Linked DNA regions of Mus musculus: all the other regions are linked to region 1. The links are chromatin loops, found by intact Hi-C in ENCODE. Cell type or tissue: heart. All regions are shown on one strand.

Region 1 (8,000 bases):
CCAAGTAGCAAGAGATTCAGAAATGAAGCCCTCCCTCCCTCCCGCCCTCCCTCTAGGAGTCCAACTATGTATACTATGTAGCTATGTCCTGCAGTACAAAATGATTCTTGGTCATCCAAGATTCTATACAAAATTTCTTTCTGGAACAGACATTTGCCAACCATAAACTCTGTAACATCTCTGTGCTATTTAAATTTCTATTAAAAATGGTTTAAAGTAATACCCAAAGTAAACACATACAGTATTTCTTTCCTTGACAGTTACATAATAACACCCATGACAGAATTCATGCCATGTCTGAAACAAGCCATCTTAGCTTTACCCTCAGTCACTGCACTGCACAGCACAGACTTGTCACACTGTCAGTCACTCCCATCTGTGAGTCACAAGCACAGGAGTCCAGCCACGAAGAAAACTCAGTGACAGAGTAGAACTCTCAAGTGAGACTTCTCTAGCCAAGGGTCTTTTTGACTATCCATGTTCTCGTGAATGGTATTTTATTTTTCAACTCCTAGCACATAGCAGTGGCATAGCACAGAGCATAGAGGTTACAATTTTAACAGGTCACACACCAAAGTGTCTTCAAGAAGCTCCACTGGCTCAGTCAGTCAGTTTCCTATCCTTACAGATAACAACCATCCCTTCAACTCTGCTCCTTCAAAAGACAACAAAATCTTCATCATCCACCAGGAATACAAAATGTGTGTCCTTGCCTTACAGACACAGGAGCAGCCCTTCTAGAACAATTTCTGAGCTTATGCCTCTCTGAGGTAAATACAAACTTTCTGTTGCCATTTTTACAGAGTACCTGGTATAGACGCTGACAAGAGTTTTAACTTTTTGGACAGTACCACAGACACCACCGCCGTGCTAGGGCAGAAGCTCCGAAGGGCAGGGTGCTGTAAGACAAGCACCCTGAAAATCCACATATGCAAATAAATCTTCTTAACCACTATTCCTCTGAAACCTTGACAAGTGAAATTTGAGCTCCTGTCTCCCACTTACAGTCTATTTAAAAATGTAATTCTTTAAGACAATTAAAAAAAATTTAACAAACAAAAAGTAAGATAATTCCACTACATTAACATCTCAAATCAAAATACCTAATAGTTATTCTTAACGTGCAAAGTACAGTGTCAAAAGAGAAATGTAAGTATTTAAATAAAAAATAACTTCACACCAAACTTTATGACTTATCAATACGCAAAAAGAACTCTACACTGTAACAGTTAAACGCAAAGAACAAAATGCACCAGTGGTTTCAATTCTTCCACTGAAAAACAGACTAGTTTACCTGGGGGGGGGGGGGCATGACAAGTTTCATTACAGGGGCTCATCTAAACTGTACTTCTGCAAACCCTAAATTAACTCTACCAAAACCTGTACCCAAACAGTCTAGGTTACAGCCCTGAGTCATCATACAGTACTTAATAATAAGTTAGGAGCCAATGAACAGAAAGCCAGGCTAACAACTGACATAGGCCTCCTGGAGTACTGGCTGTATGACCTTGGACTAGTCACTGCCCACCTCTAGGCTCAGTCTGCTCATCTGTAAAATGGGCAGCATTTCCAACTGGGAGGTTATTCGAGGTAATATATAAAAGGCCTTGCACTAATCTATGAGTGTGCAAACAGTTACAAGGAATATTTTCTTGGGATTTGGCAGAACTCAAGAAGCAAACGATGCTGCACCTCGACGACAGGAGTCACATAATCTAGGGCTGGGCAAAGACAAGACAAGTCATTGGAGTCACTGACTCACGAATTTTGCCATTTTTAACTATTTCGGGGTAGGGAGGGGCCTCTAGCTTAGTGCTGATATTCAGCAGCTCTGGGGCCTCTGGAGCCTGAGTGGGTCTGAGCCTATAAATAGATGTTGAAGTTTTGAGGCGATACACAGGTCTCCATTCTAATTCCAGTCTCCTCCCGCTGCTATGCAGGTCACCCCGGCCCCTCCGGTGCCCTGGGTGGCCCGCGCTCGCGGCCCGACTTCCGAGCACACCAGGTCCCCAGGCCCGAGCGCGGGCCCACTGGGCCTCGCAGGCAGCAGGCTGCCGACCTTCGCCGGCCCGGCCCGGCCGGGCCTTGCGTCCTCGCCTCCCGGCCGCCAGCCCCATTTTCTGATCCCGTGCATTGTCCTTGCCCAGAACCCCGGCGCTCCGCACGCCGGTGGGGACCGAGAGGAGGGACGAGGGAGGAGCTGGGGGCAGAGGATGAGGAGGAAGAGGAGGAGGAGGAGGAGAACAGCCTCCTCCCCTGCGCCCGGGCAGCCAGTGGAGGTCTGGCGCCGGCCCGGCCCGAGGCAGCGGGTCCCACCCGCCGCAACTTTCCTCGGGGACGAGGCCTTCTTCCCCGGGCCCCGGGCCGCCCGCCCGCCCGCCCGCTCGCTCCTAAGATGGCAGGTCCCTCCCTCCCTCCGCTTGAGGCCTGGCGAGCCCGGCTCGCAGGCCCCGAGAAGCCGCGCGCTGGGCCGCGCCGCGCCGGGCGGGGCGGACACTCACCGGGACGATGGCGGGGCGCTCGCGCCGCTCCCTCCGGTGAGTCTCAGCCTCGAGCTCCCGCGCCGCGCTCCCGCCGCGGCCTCCGCAGCCAGCGCCGCCCCGGCCGCCTCTCTCCGCCCCCGGCGTCCCGGCTCCGCGCCGCAGCCGCGCTGGCTCAGGGTCCGTCGGGCTGGCGGGGCCGGCGGCGCCCGCGGCCGGGGAGGCAGGCGACAGCCCCTCCCCGGCAAATACCGCAGTCCCCGGGCCCCCGAGTGTCGGCGGCGGGGCCCGGCCCGGCCCGGTGCGGAGGGCGGCGGCGGCGGCGAGGCCGGGCGCCGAGTGGCGGCCGCTGCCGGCCGCTTCTTCCCGACGAGGATTTTTGTAAATCTCACAAAATGGCGCGCGCTCCGAAGCTGCGCAGCGAGCAGCGCCGGGGCCCGAGCGGCGGCGGCGGCGGCGGCGGCTCCGCCAGGAGAGCCCGGACCGCCCGCCCCCGATCCCGCACAGACACTCGCGCACACTCACCGCGCGCACACTCGCCCTCGCACACGCTCCCTCACACTCACACCGGTCCCGCCCGCTCGCCGGCGGCGGCGGCGGCGGCAGCGGCAGCGGCACCAACAGCAGCAGCAGGAACAGCAGCACAAGCGGCGGCGGCGGTGGCGCCCGCACCCCCGCTCGGGGAGTCCGCTTTCTCAGCCCGACCTGGGCCGCGATCGGCAGCAGCGACGGCAGCAGTCTCCCCGGATCCCCCCGCCGCGGTTGCCGCCGCCACCCCCGCCTCACTCCAATGGGGCTTTTTATTATTATTCGGGCGGGAAGCGAAAGGGTTTAAAAAAAAACCAACCAACAAAATGGCGACGGACCGACCCGGTCGCTATAGCAACTGTCAATCAAAACGCAAAACCCCGGCTGACGTGCTGACGTCCTCCGCCCGCCCCTCCCGGCCCCAAGCCGGCGGGCGGGGCCTGTTGCTCGGGTAACGGCAGATTCCGTTCCCTCCTTCCCCTCTCTCCTCCGTCCCCCAGCCAACCACCCAACCCCCCTCAGGTCACGTGAAGGATAAATTCGGAGCTCGGGCCCGCTATGAGTGTCAGAGGAGGGCGCGTGATTCGCTCGGGGGAGGGGAGTGGAGGGAAGGGAAGGGAAGGGACGGGGGCGAGGCGGTGGCCTGCCGGTGCGCGAGCGAGCGAGCGAGCGCCTGCCGCCTCGCGGCCGCCTCGCCCCGCCCCCGCGCTCGCTCCCACGCCGACTGCGGCCGGGCCAGCGCGCGCCCCCGTGGCGCAGCGCGCTCCCGCGCCGCGAGCCCGCAGCCCCGCCCGCGCGGCCCGGGAAGGAAGGGAAGCGGAGGGCAAGCCGCCCACCTCGCGGCCCTGGGAGGCCGCCGTCGCGAGCCCCTATCCCGACCGGGCCCGCGCAGGCCTGGACGATCGCTGGCGTCCGGCTCACCTCCGGAATTACGCCCGCGGCTGCAGGCGCGCGGCCGCCACCTTACTCGGACCGTGCCCGCGCGCGGGCCGCGCAGAAACTTTCCAGGCTGGGCACGCTCCCGGGCGCCGGTTCCCCGGCTTCTCCATCGGAATGCCCAGCCAGCGCCAACCCCAGGGCTTTCGGAGGGGGTTGGGGGGGGGGGTTGTTTTTTGTTTTTTTTTTTATTGTTACCTGTCCTAAGTCACCTCGGTTTCCCGATTCTTAAATTTGCCCACTTGGCCTTAACCGTCGAATCTTCACCGGAATTCTGCCTTTCGGTTTTTTTGTTTTGTTTTTTATTCTACTGTCTTCCGCCTGGCTAAATACTGCTGGGTGTCCTCTCGGGCCATTGACACTGAAGTCCCCTGTGCTGGCTACTTTGTAATTAGGAGACAGCTACTGGCTAAAATTGTATTTTGTACCTATTCTAAAATAATGGCGTTAGCTAGTAGCTTAAAAGGATATACATAAAGATATTTTCGTGTGTAAGTATATACACTGTTGCACACCAAAAGTAACTGGATTTATTTCTACACATGGTTTTTACCATAGTGGTGTTGACGTTTTGCTTAAGCTCTTTGCAACAGATGCAGTCTTATAAACAAATGTAAAAACACCAGTCAATACTGGTCTCTGTGCAGTATGATCCTAGGAAACACTTGGCTTCGGTGATTTCCAACAAACCTCCTATAGTTAGCACACCACTGATATACTAAAGCACCTATTCAACTTACAAAAAAGGGGGGGGGGGCAAAAACTAAAGTAAATTAGGGCACAGGAAGGAAAGTAAGTTGCTTTAGACTGCCTCGGATATAAAACATTTCCAGCGTCTGACAAACATACGTTTGGCTGCCCTGTTGATATAATTTAATTAAAGTCCACAAACAATGTAATTAATCTGAAGAAACTGAAGTGTCCAAGAGTGTCCCTTACACAGAAGTTAGTACCAGGTCCTTCCCAAACACAAGCTTTCTCCAGTTCCTCCTCCTGCCTCACCTCCAGGCTTCTCACCCCATTGACCAGATATTCTTTTCCAGCACAACGCTAAAAACTAAAATCCCCATCAAATGTTTGAAAGCTGGTAAAGGGGAAACCTGGGTAACACTGGCCATCTATGACAGGGTGTCAAGGAAGAGCTCAAGCTGGAAGCCACTCCGTGTGAGGCAAAGTCTGAAGGCTGTGCACACTCGAGCTTAGGCAGTGTTGATCCCTGTATCTAAGAGACGGACCCCTCTCCCAAACCCGTACCATGGCAGCCTTACCTGACACCAGTCAATGAGTTGTCATGTCTGGGCTGGGAATGCTATCAAGTATTGGATATGGATGTCACCTATAAAGTGGCCTGCACATTTATGGCCTGTGACAACCAAGGGACGCAGTGGCCTCTGGAAGAAGCACCAACTAGTTGTGCCTGGATACAGAAATTAAAACTTTGGTTTTACGTGAGAATCCTACCTGAGAACATGGAAAAGCAAAGACAATCCCCCTAGCCTCAGTCACTGCCGTCCAGCCTGCTCTAGAGCACCCAGTCCCCGCAGAAAATGACCCAGCCCATTCTACAGAGAGAAGACAGGTGACTAGTGACACCCTGGTGTGACACTACCTGTGAGCAGTGAGGACAGGATTCAAATCCAAGTGTATTTGCAACTCAGTGTTCCCACCACACCAAAGTGTTGTAAATCTTCACAGAGGTCATCAAGTCAAAAAATGAGGTCTTTGGGCTGGATCCAGATTCGAAATGACCAATGTCCTTAAAGCAAGCTGGACATAGAGACACAACAAACCAGTGGCAAGGGACGGAAAACCAAGGAAAATTGGAGACTACTGAACCCTGGCCAAGGACAGATGTATCCCGGCTGTCCAGTCTGCACCTCCTTTGTGATAGAGACCCAGTTGAGGTGCCAACAAGGTTTTTCCTGGCTCCTGCATCCCGTTTAGTGATCATCTCAGTGCTGCACTATTTTAAACCCATTAGGTTGAGTAGGTGGAACCTGGCTGGGAATTAAACCACCTCTGCCCCTCAGGTGAGGCAAGAAGGGGAACAATTCACAATTCAGCCCTGGACAGTGCCAGGCCTGCAAGCCAAGCCCCTCCCCCTCGGTCCCCACAGACTGGGGCTGATGGAGTAACGTGTGGTACGTGACAGCATACTGTTCAGACGCAGTCCATCGGTGTATATAAAACAAAGGAAGATGAAGGCCTTATAGAAACTGACATAGATAATAGGATGTGAAGCTAATAGCTCTCTGCATCTGAGGGAAAAACAAACAAACAAACAAAAAAACCCTAAAAACTGTACAGCCATTTAAACAATGTAACAATGTGAAAGAGTCACGGTGTAAACAGCACTCGGAGGTTGTTGCCAGAGCTGCTGGATCAAAACCTGGGCTCTTAAATCCTAACACATTAAGATGACAGACAGTAAGCCAGGTGTGGTGGCTCACACCTTTGATCCCAGCACTTGGGAGGCAGAGGCAGGCGGATTTCTGATTTTGAAGCCAGCCTGGTCTACAAAGTGAGGTCCAGGATAGCCAGGGCTACACAGAGAAACCCTGTCTCGATAAAACAAAACAAAACAAAACAAAACAAACAAACAAAAAAAAAAAAAAACAGACAGACAGTAGTGAGTATGCAGAGATTTATTCAACTTAGCTACACCAGGAAGAGAGGAACGGGAGGCCCGGTGGATAGAGGTCAAGAACTAAGCTCAGTTAAGCAGGTACTGCCCGTGCTGTCCCAGCCAACATAAACAAACTCTAAGCTCCTCTCTTGTGCAAGGTGGTCTAACAAGTTGTCAGACGGTATGAAATCTCTTCCTCTCCGCCAGGTTCCTCTTCTGACAGACACTGAGACCCGTTCCTTCACCCAGCCTGCAACTCCTGGGGAAATTCCAATTCCTTCGGGTGCATTGTGTGATAGGCAGTGGGAAAAATTGCATTTCCTCCTGCCGGCAAAGCTTACAAGACTGCCCAGGGAAGTCCTTGTACTGTCTTCATGGCAACTAACATATTCTTCCAGGCTTTCCTAGGGAAATGTGTGGGGTCCTCACTCTACGCACGCACTGAGTGTCCTTTTTTACTGCTTGTAAAAATGATAATCTTTTTATAAACCTCCTGAGGACCTATGGGCAGGTAATGATTTCTGGGGGGGGGAGGGGGGGAGAAGTTCTCTTCAGTGGTATAACCACTGGTAAATTACCCATACTCTTCCAGTAAATAGTCTCTCACCCATGCTCCTGCAGACAACTTCAGTCAAACCTATTGGGTGCCCCCCAAATATGATTACTGGATATCTGCATTCCCTGCGTATCTGGTGAACACTTCGGAAGGCAGGAAGACAGGTTTCTTCATGTTGACTTCTTTGCTGCTAAAAAGGAGAAAGAAAGAAATGAAGCACGTGTTGTTAAGGCCACCTCATGGATACCAAAAGCTTGCACTCAGCAAGCCAGCCAGTCTCACTGCGGCTGCCTACTTCTTCTCCCAGCGTATCCCAAAGCAAGTCCTCCCGACTTCCTCCCTGCTTCTCTCAGCCATGGTCCTGAACAAATTGCTGGGCCAGCACCTCAGACTGCTTCATGCCCAGATATGGCTCAAACAATTCCCTGGGCTTGAAAGCGATACTGATTGATTTCCTTCTCAGCCTGTAGGTATGTTTGCCAGGACTATTTCATAAATTATCATTAACAGTTTCTTTCCCCGAGACTTTTTTTTTTTAAAGATTTATTTATTTATTATATGTAAGTACACTGTAGCTGTCTTCAGACACTCCAGAAGAGGGCATCAGATCTTGTTACAGATGGTTGTGAGCCACCATGTGGTTGCTGGGATTTGAACTCCGGACCTTTGGAAGAGCAGTCAGGTGCTCTTACCCACTGAGCCATCACACCAGCCCCTTTCCCCGAGACTTTAAGAAAAAAATAAATAAATAGAAAATCTGAAGTTTCAACAAGAAGAGAACACACCTCAACAAAGAGGACGGTGAAATCAGGTGCCTGAGAGCTGTCCCCAGATGTCTGCAGGACACTGTTTCACACCTGTGTGCACAGGTACA
Region 2 (8,000 bases), 260 kb after region 1:
GGAGGGTATGTAAATTCCAGGCCAGGCAGTAGTAGGTGGCTTACACAGGTTCAGGGAGGTGACCATCTCAGAGAGGTATGAAACCCTCCTGCCCTTCTCTTCCCCACATTAGCTATGCATGCTTCTCTTTATTCTGGGTTGTATCCTCTGAGATAATCTGGTAACAGCAAGTTGCTGTTACCAGTGTTGGGTGAGTCTTTCTAGGTCCCAGTTTCTTAAATGGTATTGCACCCCATATGTGGTCATGTGGCTGAATGTGTTGGTCTCTAAGAACCTGTCAACAGTAGAAGGTTTTGGACATAACAACCATAAGCTAACCCCAGTCAAATGCATAATGTGTCAGTGTGTCTGGCAGCACTTGTCCATGTGGTATCCTGACCTCACTATAGCCTGTCTAACACATCTGGGCTTGGCACCCATGATGGCCCTGTGCCAACTTACACAGGAAGTTTTCTGCTCTTACAGAAACTTAATGATTTAATTACAGAAGCAAAGGCTTTCTATATTCTCCTAATGTCATTTGTCAGCATGTATCAAGCTAGTACATATAGCTTTGGGGTGTATCATGTTGGAATGTTTGATTTTCTTTTATTTTTTTCTTATTTTCGTTTTCAAGACAGGGTTTCTCTGTGTAGCCCTGGTTGTCCTGGAACTCACTTTGTAGACCAGGCTGGCCTCGAACTCAGAAATCCACCTGCCTCTGCCTTCCAAGTGCTGGGATTAAAGGCGTGCGCCACCATACCCGGCATGGAATGTTTGATTTTCAAAGCTGCTGCCTGGGTTGAGCTTCATATAAGAAATCTTTAGTAAATTTTGGCTTGAGATTAGCAAGGAATTTCTAGCATTTTCTGAAATGGCCTTAAATATACTTCTGCAGTCTGATACAGATATTTATGCGAGGCGGCGTTCTCGGCACTGATTGTAAAAGTCAAATATTGATCAATTCTGACACACACAGAAGACACCTGTGGTGGTTAGTTTTGTTGTCAGCTTGACACAAGTAGGTTCATCTGGAAATGGGAAACCTCAAGAGACAGTGCCTCCACAAGGCTGGCTTATAGAGCAGGCTGCAGTGCTGCACACCTTAAAAACCTCACTCGGGAGGCAGAGGCAGGAGCTCTGTGAGCTCAAGTCAAGTCAGTCTGCATAGGGAGGGAGCTCCAGGCCAGCCAGAGCTAGGCAGAGAAAGACCAAGGATCAGAAAAAAAAAATACATATATGTTTTATTTTCTTGACTTATGTCGAGCCCAGCCCACCGTGGTTGTACACTTGGGCAATCGATTCTGGGTTATATAAGAAACCTAGCCCAGCAAGCTTCCAATCCGGCTCCCTCCCTGCTTCCAGGGCTCATCACCAGTTCCTGCCTCCAATGTTGCCTTGACTTCATGTCGGGCTACAAGTGGAAGCAGAAATAATCCTTTTCTCCTCAAATACTAGCACAATACTCTACAGTATCAAATATTATTCAGTCTGTATGTGCTCTTTATGTAAAACCAAGCACACTAGTGTGCAGATTTGCCTTCAAGTAACCTAAGAATTATCTTGTAATTTGTTAGGAGACGTTTGATTTATGTAACTACGTTATATAGCTAAACACTGGGGTTGTGAGAAAATTTCTCAGGTGAAAGGGGTGGAAACAGTGAAGCGCTGTTGTAGGGAGCTACTTAAGCCTGAGGTGGGGTGGGTTCTCGTGTGGCCATCTCACAATTCCGACTGGATGGGCAGAAATGAGGGTAGCTTATACACCCACTTGGGGCTGCCATCTTAAGTGGGGACATCAGAGCTAGGCAGAGAAAGAAAAAAGATCGTGTTCCCCCTCTATATATACCATATACATATGGTATTTTCTTGATTTATGCTGGGCTCAGCCTACTGTGGTTGTACACTTGGGCAAGTGATTCTGGGTTATGTAAGAACCCCCTGCCTAGCTCTGGCTTTCCCAGCTGTCATAGCTGGGACCTGATAACGAGGGGGTTGGCTCTGGAACTGAATTGCTAGACACTGGGTGGGAAATCTGAGCATCTGTCTTCTGGTACTGGGAAAAGACGCCGCGGGCGGGGTGGGTACCTAGAGGCAAATGTGTCTGGCACGCGGTGCTGCGCGAATGGCAAGCCTGGCTTTGCAGGGGACAGGGAGCTGGGGATCCAGATTGCAGGGGCAGATGGCAGACTGGCTGCGCGTCCCCGACGCAAGGGCAGCTTTGCGCAGTGCGCATCCCCGCGCGCTGCTCGCCGCGGCCGCCAGGGGGCGCAGCGGGATCTCAGTGCGATCACCCTGCGGAGCGGGCAGCCGCGCTCAGGGCTGCGAGGTAAGCGAGGCGCCGCGGCGGCGGGTGTCGGGGACTCGCCAGCGGGCTGGAGCCGTCGACCAGCAGGATGGCGGGCTGGGGCCGGGGTATCGTCCCAGCACTGCAGCGTGAGTCGGGGCCACAGCCCACAGCGCTGCGAGTGGGGCTTCGGCGCCGGAGGCGGGGCTTCCGGTGGGTCCTCATCCGGGGGCCCTTGGTCCACCACCACTGCGCATGCGTGCAGTCGCGCGACCGGAACTCGCTGGGAAGTGCCTCCCGCCCTCCTGAAAGGAAAAAGCAACTGCGTAGGTTAAAAAAAGAAAAAAAAAAGAAAATCCAAAAACCCTAAATAATGTAAGAGACAACTGATAAATGATCAAAACCATTTCTAGTATATGTCACAGATGAAAGATTAGTGTCCATAATACGTAGATGGATCTTGAAGATTGAGGGTAACGAAAAAGTCAATTTAAAGAGGGGACGGGAATGGCGGACGCGCACCACATGACGTAATGCCTGGTTTCTGCTGGGTGGAAGGATACTCGGTATCTCTCCAAGAGCCAGAGCGCAGCCCGTGCCTTCACCCCGCCGTGGGACTCCGCTAGTCTGAGGGGAAACAGGCTCACACTTCGGAGTAGGTGAAAAGTGGGATCACTCCGGTAGAGGGAACTTTGATGTTGTCCATGCACTTCGTATGTATTTTTCCTGTACCCACTCACCCTTTAGGAACACCGCAGTGGGGGGGCATGTGAAACCTGGTTGCTCAGTGTAGTGGCCTGCAGGGGCACAGCTCTGCAGACAGCGTCAGAGCCAGCACAACAGTAATTGGTTGGATGAATCCGCAATGCAGCACCATTCGGTTGTGCAGAAGAGATGTCATCGGAGAGAGGGGTTTCTAGATTTCACCGGCAAATGGAAGAAAGCTAGGCATACACGAATACTATATAACTATTATTTTTCTGTGAGAAGGGACAACTAGTAAAAACTTCGTATTGTTTTTAATGAAAGAATGAAGGGAAGATTTAAATGAGTTTTGCCATTCTAAAACCTGGGGTTTATCTTTAGCCAAGATTTGTCTATCCTGAGTCAGGACTAGGTTCAGTCCCCAATACCTCTCCCCCCAAAAATAAGAAAATAATTATACTGAAGAAATGAAAAGTGAAAGATCTCTTCAAATACGAAGAAGATTTATGGAAAGCAGGGGGATTGGATAAGCAATGTTTATAAGGAAACAATGTCAGTGAAAGTGGTACCATTATCTTCACTTGTGGTGTCTCTAAATTGTCATTTTTTATTAAAGAAAATAAACCAAAGTGAATCCCAAATATCTCAGACATTTTGTAATACAAACTGTTTTTGCGATATTTGCAAAAATATTTGCAAACTGTTATGAAAGCGTCAGAGTGGGTAGAATACTGCCAGAGGGTTTTGAGTTTGCTGCTCGGTTGACCATCCAATACAGCTGAGGATTACCCAGCCTTTCTGTAGTTTATGAAGACAGGGTTCACAACGAACTGAGATGGGAAATAATAATCTAAAGCTTTCAGCACAAGGGAGAGGCATCTGTTAGGGTCCTGTCTCTCCTTGGTTTGGGATCTTTCTCTCTCCAATACAAAAAAGGTTTTAACTCTATCATTTAGGTCTTTGTCTCCCAGGCATGCCTTAGGAAAGACTTTGTAATTCTGAAGCCCCCCCCCCCTTTTCTCTGTCTCTGTCTCTGTCTCTGTCTCTCTCTCTCTCTCTCTCTCTCTCTCTCTCTGTGTGTGTGTGTGTGTGTGTGTGTGTGTATGAGACAAAGAGAGACAGAGAGAGCACTGTGCCTGTTTGCTGAGTAACCCGGAGGAGGATATCTATCACTCCTGGTCTATCACTCTCCCTTGGGACAGAGTCCCTACTGATCTGGATGACAGCAAGTTCCAGCCACACCCCTTTCTTTTCTCTCCCTGACCCACACAGTGCTGGGGTTTCAGGTGCACATGTGGCTATGCCCAGGTTTTTAGGTGGGTGCTAGGGATTTGAACTTGGGTGTTTGCCCTTGGGCAGCTAGTGTCCTTACCCCAGTCCTGAAGTTTAAAAAACATTATTCATCCCTATTGTGTGTGTGTGTGTATATACAGGTGCTTGTGTTTCCTTGAATATATGCCTGTGTACCCCTTGTGTGGTGCCTGTGGTGAGCAGACATCTCCATGTCTGATCCTTTGGAATTGAGTTATAGACTTGTCAGTTCCAGTATGGGTGTAGAGAATTGAACCCTGGTCTTTTGGATAGAACAGCCAGTTCTCTTAACCACTGAGCCATCATCTCTTCAGCTCCATATCTTTTAAATTGCCACTTGTTTGGGCAAACATAGTATTCAACAATCCCGATACCTGTTGGCCATTTGAACAGGCTGGCCAGGGGTTTTAGAACACCTCTTTGTGTCTGCAACATGTTGTAGTTAGCTACTGCTGCAAAGGCTGGTTGGTGACTGTCTGTGTAAGTATTAACTATTTTGTTTTTTTTTTTTGCTAAATGGTGTGTTATGGTTAGGACTATAAAGTTAGACACCAGAGCAGATTTAATCACAGAAAAATGAATACGCCTACAGTCCTAGCACTAGGAAGTAGAAATGAGAGGATTGGGGCTCAGGGCCAGCCTTGGCTACTTAGGGGATGGCTGTGCTTGTAGGTTTTTTCCCATTTGGCACAAACCTAGATATATCTTGGAAGAGGGGATATGAGACAGTTGCCTCCATAAGATGAGCCTGTAGGCAAGTCTGTGAGGGTACCGTCTCGATCGATTGATGTGGGAGGTACATCTCACCGTGGGTGGTGCCCCCCCCTCCCGCACAGGTGGTCCTGGGTAGCACTGAAAAGCAGGCTGTGCAGCCTGTGGAGAGCAAGCCAGTGAGCAGCCTTCTCTACAGCTGCTGCTTCACTTCCTGTCTCCAGATTCCTGCCTTGAGTTCCTGCCCTGATTTCTCTCAGTGGTGGAGTGTGGCCTGAGGGTTGTAAGCTGAAATAAACCCTGTCCTCCCCAAGTCGCTTTTGGTTGCCTTAGTCAGTTTGTGTCGCTGGATAACAACATGACCAAGGAAACTTCTACAAGGAGACGATCAGTATGGGTCCCGGTCTCTGAGGGTTCGAGTCTGCGATGGCAGAGTGAAGAAATAGTTCCCATTTTGGTCTTCAACTGTGAGGAACTGAGAGAGCACCCAGCATGTGTACACTGGGAATCCCTTCGGTCTTTCTCGTTGTTTGTTTATATATATATATATATATTTGAGACAGGGTTTCTTTGTTCAGCCTTGGCTGTCCTGCAACTCACTATGTAAACCAGGCTGGTCTCTAATTCAGAGATCCCCCTACCACTGCCTCTCAAGTGCTGGGATTGAAGGAGGGCACTGGCCATGGCCCAGCTCTCCAGTCCTTTAAAATCTCAAAGCCCCTTTCCAGTGATTCAAGGCAATGACTCCTGGTCCCGCCCCAAACAATTCACCAATTAGGGACAAAATATTCAAATATATGAGCCTATGGAGGGCACTCTTATTTGAATCTCTACAGTTGTGATGTTTTAACACAGCAATAGAAACCTAACTAGGGCAGAGGCCAACCTGGGAGATGTGAGACACCATTTAAAAAAACAAACCAGAGACCTCAGGTATGCAGGCTCCACAGACCGCCCAGCTCTCTACTCCAGGTTTCTGATGTGAGCTTATGCTAATTTTAGCTTTGGGGTTGCTGCAACCTACCAGCCTGCTAAATTAATACATTCTGAAGGTTCTACCTTCAGTCAAGAGGATAGAAGGATGAACAGCGGAGGTATATGGTAAAAGGTTGTTAAGGTCTGAACAAGCCCGAGCAATCTGGAGTTTTGAGCTGCACCCTTCTAACTACACAATCCTGAAGTCCTGATCAGTCAGTCCAAAGAACTCTCTAGGAACTTCTCTTCTCAGTCTTCGCTATGTAATGTGGACACCAAAGCTAAGAGGGGTCTTGAGCTTAGTCGTTGGTCATGGTCCCATGTAGCAGTTTTCTAAGTAGTGTGTGTGTGTGTTCGTGTGCGTGCGTGCGTATGCACGCATTGCAGGTTTAAGTAAGTCATTAAATTGATTAAATTGAACGATAGTGCTGAGGTCCACAGTCCTCAGTAGGAGAAAAGGGGGCCCCATGGGTTGGAATGACATGTTTTCATTTGGATTTATTTTTAAGCAACTATTTCTAGGAGACTGGGAACAGGGCCACCCATAGGAAAGGGAATTCCCTGGACCCATATCTTTGTTTCTAAATATCATTGTGCCTGAAAAGGAGCCAGCGGTCCTTGGAGAAATGCCTCCTTCAGGGAGAGTGAGAGATGAGCCAGGAATGGCTCCTGCCAGAAAGCACAGAGGTGTCCAGAGAGCTGATGGGGGCACGCACACCAGAGGGCGTGGAGTTTCATTTGTCAAGCCTGGCACCACCTGAGCATGAGAGTGAATGGTGGCAGTACTGGATAATGACACCGAGGAGGAAAGACTTGGAGCCAGGGATGGTTTAGTGGTCAAGCATTTGCTGTGCAGGGTGACACTGGAGTTCAGAGCCCCAGAACCCACATAAAGGCTTCGTGACGTGGTGACGTGGCCGGCCCATTCCAGCCATATCACTGAGCTCTGGATTTGATTGAGAGACCCTGCCTCAGTGAATAAGGTGGAAGAATGATTGAGGATTAGCCACCCTGCGTGCATGCGTACACAGGTGCAAGCACATCCACGTGCATTGATGTGTACACACACACACACACACACACACACACACACACACACACACACGGGAAAAGAAAAAAAAGTCCGCCACTCAAGAGTAAAAGCAAAAGGCAAATGAAATGTAAAATCAGCCAGGTGAGCAGGGTAGAGGATAGAACGGGGGCATTTCTGAGCTGTAGTAGAACAAACCTACGTAACGAGATGCTGGAGGAACAACCCAGTGAGACAGTTGTGGTTGAGACACACAAACAACCATTGGGTGAATGACCAAGGAGTAAACACTACAGTTTCAGAGTGTCACTCCACAATGTTTTATGAAGATTAAAAAGGAATTTGTTGGACACACCTACACCATGAAATTGGGAGTCAGCATGACCAGTGTGGGTTGAACTGTTGTCACGTGCCAAAACTGTACACCCTGAAATGTCATCGTATAGTGAAGAAGGGTCACTGTCTAGAAAAGCTGCTGACCAGCCAGCTGACCAACTCCCTGGAGATTGCCTAAAACCATTCACAAAAGCAGAGCCTTTTTGACCCATCACCACCCCAGCTAAGTCCCAGCTCCCTCTGCAAACCCAGGGAGATTCAGCAACAGGGCTCTGGGGGGACACATTCAAACCACAGCAGATGCAACCTGATAGTCCTGGGAGAATCGTACAGCTGGCAGTCATTAGCTGTGGGGAAATTTAAATCTGAATTCAGTTACTGCAGCATGATTGGGTAAGAGACACGGTCTTAGGAAATACACCCTGATGCTTATGGATGAAGGGTCATGATTTCTGCAGCCGAATCGCAAATCATTCTGGGAAGAAAACATTCTGTAATGTTCTGCATGCACTAACGTTTGCAGAGTGTTTCCTCTGTTGAACGCTTAAAAATGTCCAGCTTAGACGGTTACTCCTTAAAAAATTATTCTTCCTTTGTTACCACTTGTAGGGCAAATGGCTAGCTTATGCCATGCTCTCTGTAAGCTGGTGCGTGCTTTGTACAAAG
Region 3 (8,000 bases), 150 kb before region 1:
TAGTATACCTTGTGTGTCACCAGTGTGTCTCAGGATCTATTATGCAAGGTGTCTTGAAAGGGCCCAAAGGAGTCGGAGTAGGTGACCATCAAGGCTCCATGCCCATGAGATTGCAATACCATGAAGTTCAAGCAGTCCCACTGAGCCCCTCACACTGAGCACAGGCCAAATGTGGCCCGGGGAACGTTCACAATCTTCCTTTTTTCTTTCTACCTAAGGTATGCAGAGGGAAAGCAGAGAAACTCAGGCTCAAAGCCTTCTTCTAAGATGCCAGGAAGCTTTTGTTTACATGAGAGATGGCACTCAATCTTTGCCATATTGAAACTGAGAAAACTGTTTAAATTTAAAAAGAAAATCAGTGCCCATATACATGACACTCTTATGGGGGAAAAAAAAACCCACATTTTCTAGAATAAGAGCTTCACACTTGGCATTATGTGTCATTCTAGAGTCTTGCTCCCGTGGCCGGTCTGTGCCTCTGTCACAAGTCATGGAGTCCTTGAAAAATGTTCAGGAGGGAAGAAAGTTGAACAGCCTTAGGGCTGTTATGAATAAAGCCTTCTGACACCACAGGTACCTTAAAAGCAGCTTAGGAACCCCAGGAGTCCCTGATATCATGGCCACAGACTCAACCGTATGTCCTTAGACAGGGGTTAGACCAACTTCAGGGCCACAGCAGGAACGGCAATGCTTAGAGGGATCGTGGGCACATACTTGTCACAGGAGGGCAGAGTACACCATGAGAGGACACTAATCAGAGCCTACCCTAGTCAGAGAGAAGCTAATGGCTCAGAAGTTAGGGGAAGTCCTCAAACCTGAGCAGGAAGAAGAAGTCAAAGTTAGGGGCATTGAACCCTCAACCGCCTGACTTCAGTTTACATGGAAAGCCCCCCATGGTGGCAGGTCCCCATAACCCCAGGACTAGGGAACAGGAGGTAGACAACGGGATCACTGACGCTCACTGGCCAGGGAGTCTAGCCAAATTGCTAGGCTCTCGGTTCAGGAAGAGGCTTTGTCCTAAACGGCGGCGAAGTAGAGAGTGACGAGAGGAGATAAGACTGCTCTTGCATAAGACCCGACTCAGTTCCCAGCACCCACATCAGAGGGCTCACAACCGAGGTGGAACCTTCTGGTTTTTTTGGAAAGCCAGTTATGTCAAATGAGGTTTTGCTGGGGCACACAGATGATGGGATGCTTTGCTAAAGTGGACACGTGGAAGGTTTTCCTGAAGCAGACCCAGGTGAAAGGACACTTGATGGTGTAAATATGTCCCCACAGGCAGTGGGAGCTTGGAGCCTTGGTTAGCTTTGGTCCACCTGGATATTCTTCTTGGCTAATGACAGGTATGTATTGGTTTGCCAACATGTATGTATACACGTATGTATCAATTTGCTGACAGGTATGTATCAGTTCGCTTTACACTGCATTGCTGAGCTTCACTCATGGTGATGCCATAGTGAGAAACTCACCAAAGAACTTTGCATGAGGTTCCCGCAGCGTCTTGCCACTTCTGTGGCCTCTGGCCGGTTGGCAAGCCTTATGGTTTCTTCTGGATTGAGCTGCCCTTGCTGGTTCGTGTGTGGTGCCTGCCCAGAGGCCTGGACTGCAGCTACTGATATCCTGACAACGAAGACTGGATTCTCCCACAAGGAACTATTTCTCAGCAGGTCCACTTCCCCCGTGTCCTAATAACTTTTCCTTTCCACTTCCTCTGGTGGGTGGTAGGCTAGAGGGGAGGTTGAACACTTGTTAAAGTAGGTTGGAAAAAATATATGCTTACACACAACTGCCTGTAACTCCAGCTCCAGGATCTCCAGCGCCCTCTCATGGCCCCCAGGAACACTGCACTCACATGCATATACCTACACACAGACACATAATACAAATTTACATCAAAATTTGAAACACTTAAAAAGTGAGTAGAGAGAAACACAGAAACAAGAAAACCCCTTATAATTTTTCAGTTCTGTCCTTTCTATGTCAGTCCCAAAATTCTTGGCAGGAAGAAATGGTCGGCTTTTTAGCAGGTGCTAAGAGGAAGTGGGCATCAACACAGCCTCTAGTCCCAACACAAGACCCTCCTGTGGCAACACGAAGGCTCTTGCTTCCAGCCCTCACTCGGCCTCTGACCCACTGCCTTTTCCCCCCTCTTCCTCCCAGTGACTTCAGGGTACCTGGATCAGCTTCTCAGAGCATGAAAGGAAGAAAGCAGGGAAGCTCTGGCTGGGAAAGACCAGACCAACACTATTACACTCTTCTGGGGGAGAGTGTGTTACGCCTGGGAATTTTATCAAAAAAGCAATGGACATTCTTAGAGTCTACTTTTAACTTTTAATTCTATATAAAATGCTTGTGTTAGGAGTGTTTTAATAAAGGAGGGCTAATCTGAAACTGCCAGTCCTATTTATTATGTGAAGAGGGTTCATTTCTTCACATCTATTTGTGGGGTGTGTGTGTGTGTGTGTGTGTGTGTGTGTGTGTGTGTGTGTGTGTGTCACAGTGCATGTGTGGAAGTCAGAGGACAAGCAGAAGGAGTCCATTTTGTTCTTCCGTGTGTATCCCGGGAACTCAGGTCTTCAGGTTTGTAACAAGCACCTTACCTTACCCATTGCACGATCTAGCCGGTCCTTGGGTAGGTTCATCTTTAAGAAAGGGTTGGTAAGTAAGTCATCTTAAGTTTTCATAAGTCATTTACAAATTATTTTAAAATGTAAAGAATAAGAGGAGCCAGGGCTGTGGCTCAAGACCAGCCCAGGCTAGAAGCCATGTATAAAAAAGAGGGAAGAGGAGCCAAATAAGGGAGGGACCCTGCCAGGGACACTTGTTACCCAAGTTATGCGTAGATGAAGGAGGCTCAAATACTCATAAATAGCTAGAATTTGAGATAAAATGTGTAAAACAGATAATTAGTTCCAGATGCTAGAAAACACTAAAATATGATGGTCACAAATGAAACAAAAATTACAGACTTTCAAGTCCCCAAGACAATCTGTCCCGACTCTTCACCAACAGAGGGCTGGGGGAGGGGACTCGGGGAGGAGGTGAGGGGATGGGTTCTAACAGCACAGCGCCTTGGGAAAGGACAGACTTACACTGTCTCCTCTGTCACTCCTGCCTTACATGGTGTTTTGTCTGCTGCCCCCTGAACTCGGCTGCTTTCCTAGGGAGATTCACGTTCCCTGGGCTGGGAGCAGAGTGAGAATCCGCCCAGTACATACCAAGCCCACTGGTGAACGACCAAAGAAGCACCGGCTGAAAAGCCATGTCTTTAGGGTTGGTTTCTTACATTTTCCCATGTAGACTCATACAGAAAGCTTGTTCTGTGGATGCGGTGGGAGGCGACACAGGAGGACACCAGGGCTAGGAGGAGCAGAGATGTGTCAGTGGTCCCCTGCCCCTCTTGCTCCCAGAGCCCTTGAAAGATGTGAGTTAGAGGCCTTCTCCCGCCTGGAAACGTTAAATTATGCGAATAGCCTGGCAACAAACTCCTAACTGCTTGGCCCATTAATCAGGCCAAGCCATAAATTTCCTGCCTCATTGCCCCGTGGAGAATCCTTCTGGAAGACTGTCAGACTGGAGTAGCTGTGAAGCTCCAGCAGGGGATAGCCATCTCGGGTCAGTGTCCGCTGTGTGTCAGGAAGGCTCAGCGAGTAGACGGACCCAGGAGAGCAGCGCAGGCAGGCCCTACGGTGCTTGCTCTTTATGCCGCGTGGTCTTAGACAAGACTCTGCGCCGCTCTTGCTTCTTCATTAATAAACTAGATGGTTTGGGAGACTGGAGAGGTGGCTCTGTGGTTAAAAGCACAGAGTGGCGGCTCTTTCGGAGGACAATTCCTAGTCTCACAAATGTTTGTAACTCTAGTTCCAAGGAATCCAATGCCCAGTTCTGACTGCTGACATCAAGGCACATGGTGCAGACATACACACAAACAAAACACCTATACACATAAAATAATACAATTAAGTTTAAAAAAAAAAACAGATGGCTTGGGAGGCTAGTAAAATGAAGTATATGAACTACGAGGTGATGTTAAAAGTTTTGGGTAACAGAAATGGACCAACCTGGACCATAAGCCAGTGTCACCCCAAAAATCTCCTCGCTGGCATTACCCTGGCTTTGCTGGGAGAAGGCCCCGCCCTTCCCACCTATGTGACCAGTCACTGGACCAGGGTGCAACAGCATCAGAATGTCTCAAGATCCAACGTGCCTGAAACTTGCTATGAACCAAACCTATGCCTGCTTTTTCTCTGAAGAGCAAAATCAAGCAGGGCGCACGCGCAGAGGACACCGGACCGCTGCAGAGGCTGCGTCCTGCGCCGGCCGGTCCGCAGCATGCCCACCAGGGGGCGCTGTGGCCGCCGCTGCGTTCCTCGCAGGGCGCGGCTCCCTGGGCTGCTGCAGGAAACTCAGATCAGGTATGTAGGGTGTGTGTGCAGAGGCTCAGGGTACTGGGCAGGTATCAAGCCCCGGGTGTTGCCGGTTTCCAGGGGAAGGTTGTCATACTTGCACAGCTCGCTTACGCTATGCTATGGCTTCAGCCTGAAACCGCATAGACTCCTGATCGTGCCAAAGGACAGTACTGTGGGCTGTGCTGACATTCCTTGCATGGATGCTCTGGTATAGGCACCTTGTAGGGATGGTTGTGTGGGTGTTCCTCACACTGCAACACCTCTAGGTTTGCCCAAAGGAAAGTGTCTCTAAGGCAAGTCCTCAGACAGATGGGATCAACAGAGATGACCCACGTAGCTATCCTGAACCAAAAGGGGATAAAGTTAGATCCATCCTAACCTTAAGGGGAAAAAAAAAGTGTGACATGAGGTTTTTTTGTTTTGTAATTTCACAGTGGTAGCTGTATGTTGATAATTCTATAGTAAGTGATAAATGTAAGTTATGTGATGACTGGGGGTGTGGCTCAGTGGTAGGGCACAGGACTAGTGCCTGTGAGACTCTAGGTTCAGTCCCTAATACCGATGATGATGATGATGATGATAATGGTGATGGTGATGATGGTGATGATATGAAATTACAATGCTCAGATGACTGCTTAACTTGTCTTGAGAGTATGTGTGTCACTTTTTACCAAGTTTATATTTGTGCATCCCTATGACTGTAAGAATAGTGGCCTCCACAATCCCTGCTATTTGCTTTTTGAGACAGGGTCTTAACGGAGTAGCCTTGGCTCACTAGTAGACCAGGCTGGCCTTGAACTCAGATCTCTGCCTTAAAGTGCTAAGATTAAAGGCATGCCCTACATATCCTTAACATCATCTGCTGTTATGTTTCTAAGCCTAGCCATTCTCCAAGGATATAGTCACAACGCGTGCGCACACACACACACACAGAGACAGCTAATATACAAATTAAATCAATACAGTAGAGGGAGGGAGGTGGTGGCACACTTGGGAGGTGAATGCAGAAAGACCTGGAGTTCAAAGACACCCTGGGACCCTAAGACCCTGTCTCAGGTCCTTTTTTAAGGAGGCAGAGGAGCTGTCGTGTAGATTACTAGATAACTGTGCTTGCCTAGCACACGAGAGCCCTTGGTTAATTCCCCTGCATGGCACAAAACTGGGTGTGATGGTGCATGCCAGAAGCCCAGCATTGCGGAAGGCTGGAAAATCAAGAGTTCAAGGTCACCCTCAGCTACAAACAAATTCAAAACCAGCCTAGAAAAATAAATGAATAATAAACAAAATTTAAACTTCAAGCAAGATCACATTGTGGTTTAAATCTGTGTGCTGGCAAATCCTAAAACTGAGTTGCTGTGAGGTATCCCTGCCAGAGAACACACAGACAGACTTAAAGCCAAATGGTCTTTAGTCTCAACAGCTCATGGCTGCACCGAGTCACGTAGCCCCAGGCCTTCCTGTTCTTAGCTTTTTATACGCAAAACCCACAGCCTGGATTGACACACTTCAATCAGCAGGAACAAGTAGCTGTGAGTGGAGCCACAGAAGCCGAGAAAGCAAGGTTGGTACATGTCCTAGAACTGTGTGTGGCCCATGATGGGCTGGGTCTTTGTTCCTGTTTTGGCAGGAGCTGGGGTCTTTGGTTATGAGGGTTCTAATGTGGCCTCAGTTGTGCTAAGGTCTGGGGCCTGTTTCGCAGTTTGTTGGACACTGACATCACTCCGTTTGAAACCTGTGCATTGAAGTGGGTTTTTTCCCCCTTTACCTGGGCTACTTTCTTTCTTTCTTTTTTTTTTTTTAAAGATTTATTTATTTATTATATGTAAGTACACTGTAGCTGTCTTCAGACGCACCAGAAGAGGGCATCAGATCTCATTACGGGTGGTTGTGAGCCACCATGTGGTTGCTGGGATTTGAACTTCGGACCTTCGGAAGAGCAGTCGGGTGCTCTTACTCACTGAGCCATCTCACCAGCCCCTGGGCTACTTTCTTACTTCAAAGCTTTTTCTGTAAGTTGTCTCATTGTGTTCTTCTATACGTTAAGGTTCTGTGCAGAGGACCCCGTTCAAGCAGGCTATATCCAGGTGGGAGACAATCTTGAGGTTCGCTGTCCTGTGGGCACCCAGTTGCTTCACTGGCACCCATTGGAACGGTCATGTCTCCCTGCTTTCCTGACCATCTTTGCAACGCTTCCCAACCCAGAGCCAGCAGGATGTTTTTCTGAGTCCTGATTCCATGCAATGACCTGTCGCCCATTCTCTACCAACACACAGCATCTCGGTTTCTCTGTGTGTGTCTGTGTTCACAGAAAATCTCAAACTCAGGTGGTGTCACTGTGCCAGCTCTGTTCTGCTTCCAAAATAATTTTAGATATTCTTAAAACATCTCTCAAAATTGCATTTCTATAAAAACTTTACCATCACCTTGACGAACTGGACAGAAAAACTGCCTGGAATTTTGATTGGGAGAGTGATGGCGCTTCAGATGAATTTATAGAGAAAAGAAGAAAACTGATGACTGTTTCAAGCAACATGAACGTCAGACCACTCTGTTTAGACCAACCTTAATTTCATTTATTTTTGTTTATAGTGCACATATACATATGCAAAAATATCACATGTGGAGGTCAGAGGACAAGTTGTTTTATTAGGGATGAGAGAGAGAAGTGGAGAGCTATAGTTTTAAAAAATCTATTGAAAAGTTCAACCTCACTGGTAAAGCCAGAAATTTGAAGTGAGCGAGCCTAGCACTGGTGGGTTTTGACATTACTAAGTTGATAAGTTTGCTCTAGAAACAACATACAAATTTCCTTAGCAATATAAAGCTATATGTATATATATGTATTATAATACAGATTATATATATATATATGTGTATATGTATATATATATATATATATATATATATACACACACACACACACACACAAACATACTGTCTTTTCCAGAGTATTTCAAAATGGGACTGGAGAGATGGTACACACACACACACACACACACACACTCATAAATAAAAAAGTGTTTAAGTGCAAACAATTCATAGAAGTCTGAAAATTCTGTGAGTATTCACAGGACCCGCAGTGGGGCAAAGGTCAGTTTTAGCAGGATAGAAGTCAACAGCCATGACGGAAAGAATTGACATCTAACTGTATAAAAGTGTAAAATTCCTATAGATCAAAGATGCTGTGGAGAGCCTGGATCATGGCTCAGGTTTTAGAGGGCACGTCTAGCATGCATGAAGCCAGGGTTTGGTCCCCAGCACTGCATCAACAGGGGATGGTAGCTTGTGCCTATAAGCCCAGCACTGGGAAGAGAGAAACAGGAAGGTCTGTAGTTCAGGATCCTCCACTTCACAGTGAGCGTCACAGCCTGGGACAGATGAGCTGGAGAGACTGAACTCCCCTATAAACCCTCAGTGATGTGCTTCCCACAGGTAGGCGGGATTACAGGTGGGGGGGGGTGGACAGCTCTTCCCTCACTCCCATGTCCCAGTGCAATCATCAATTATCATTCACAGCAAGGGAAGGGTGGCTCAGAAGGCAGAGCCCAGAGAACCAAACTGTGATGACCTCTGCTCCCGCCATTATACAAT

Evidence for each region. Peaks named below come from ENCODE experiments on the same cell type or tissue, not always from the same donor. Only the 100,000 strongest peaks of a DNase experiment are listed, where the experiment ranks them.
Region 2: it touches region 1 in a loop (4-fold over the local background); 3 of 42 quality-filtered maps call a loop at or near these places.
Region 3: it touches region 1 in a loop (2.9-fold over the local background); 6 of 42 quality-filtered maps call a loop at or near these places.

What each region holds. Positions count from the first base shown.
Region 1 is chr16:94,565,036-94,573,035 of GRCm38, reverse strand. It overlaps Dyrk1a (dual-specificity tyrosine-(Y)-phosphorylation regulated kinase 1a), which reads right to left and starts at 2,830. Exons shown (of 12, transcript NM_007890.2): 1 at 2,502-2,830. In heart, no CTCF peak of the experiment used is centred here; DNase peaks (open chromatin) are centred at 2,215 and 3,535; H3K4me3 peaks cover 4,757 bases; H3K27ac peaks cover 4,384 bases.
Region 2 is chr16:94,307,826-94,315,825 of GRCm38, reverse strand. It overlaps a transcript of Hlcs not described here. Among named protein-coding and RNA genes, the nearest start is that of Ripply3, 17 kb to the left of the region's middle. In heart, a CTCF peak has its summit at 3,057; DNase peaks (open chromatin) are centred at 2,525, 3,055 and 6,605; H3K4me3 peaks cover 2,123 bases; H3K27ac peaks cover 2,054 bases.
Region 3 is chr16:94,710,264-94,718,263 of GRCm38, reverse strand. It overlaps Gm41504 (a long non-coding RNA gene), which reads left to right and starts at 4,357. Exons shown (of 3, transcript XR_876281.2): 1 at 4,357-4,415; 2 at 5,900-5,970; 3 at 6,454-7,235. In heart, no CTCF peak of the experiment used is centred here; a DNase peak (open chromatin) is centred at 4,353; H3K4me3 peaks cover 683 bases; H3K27ac peaks cover 906 bases.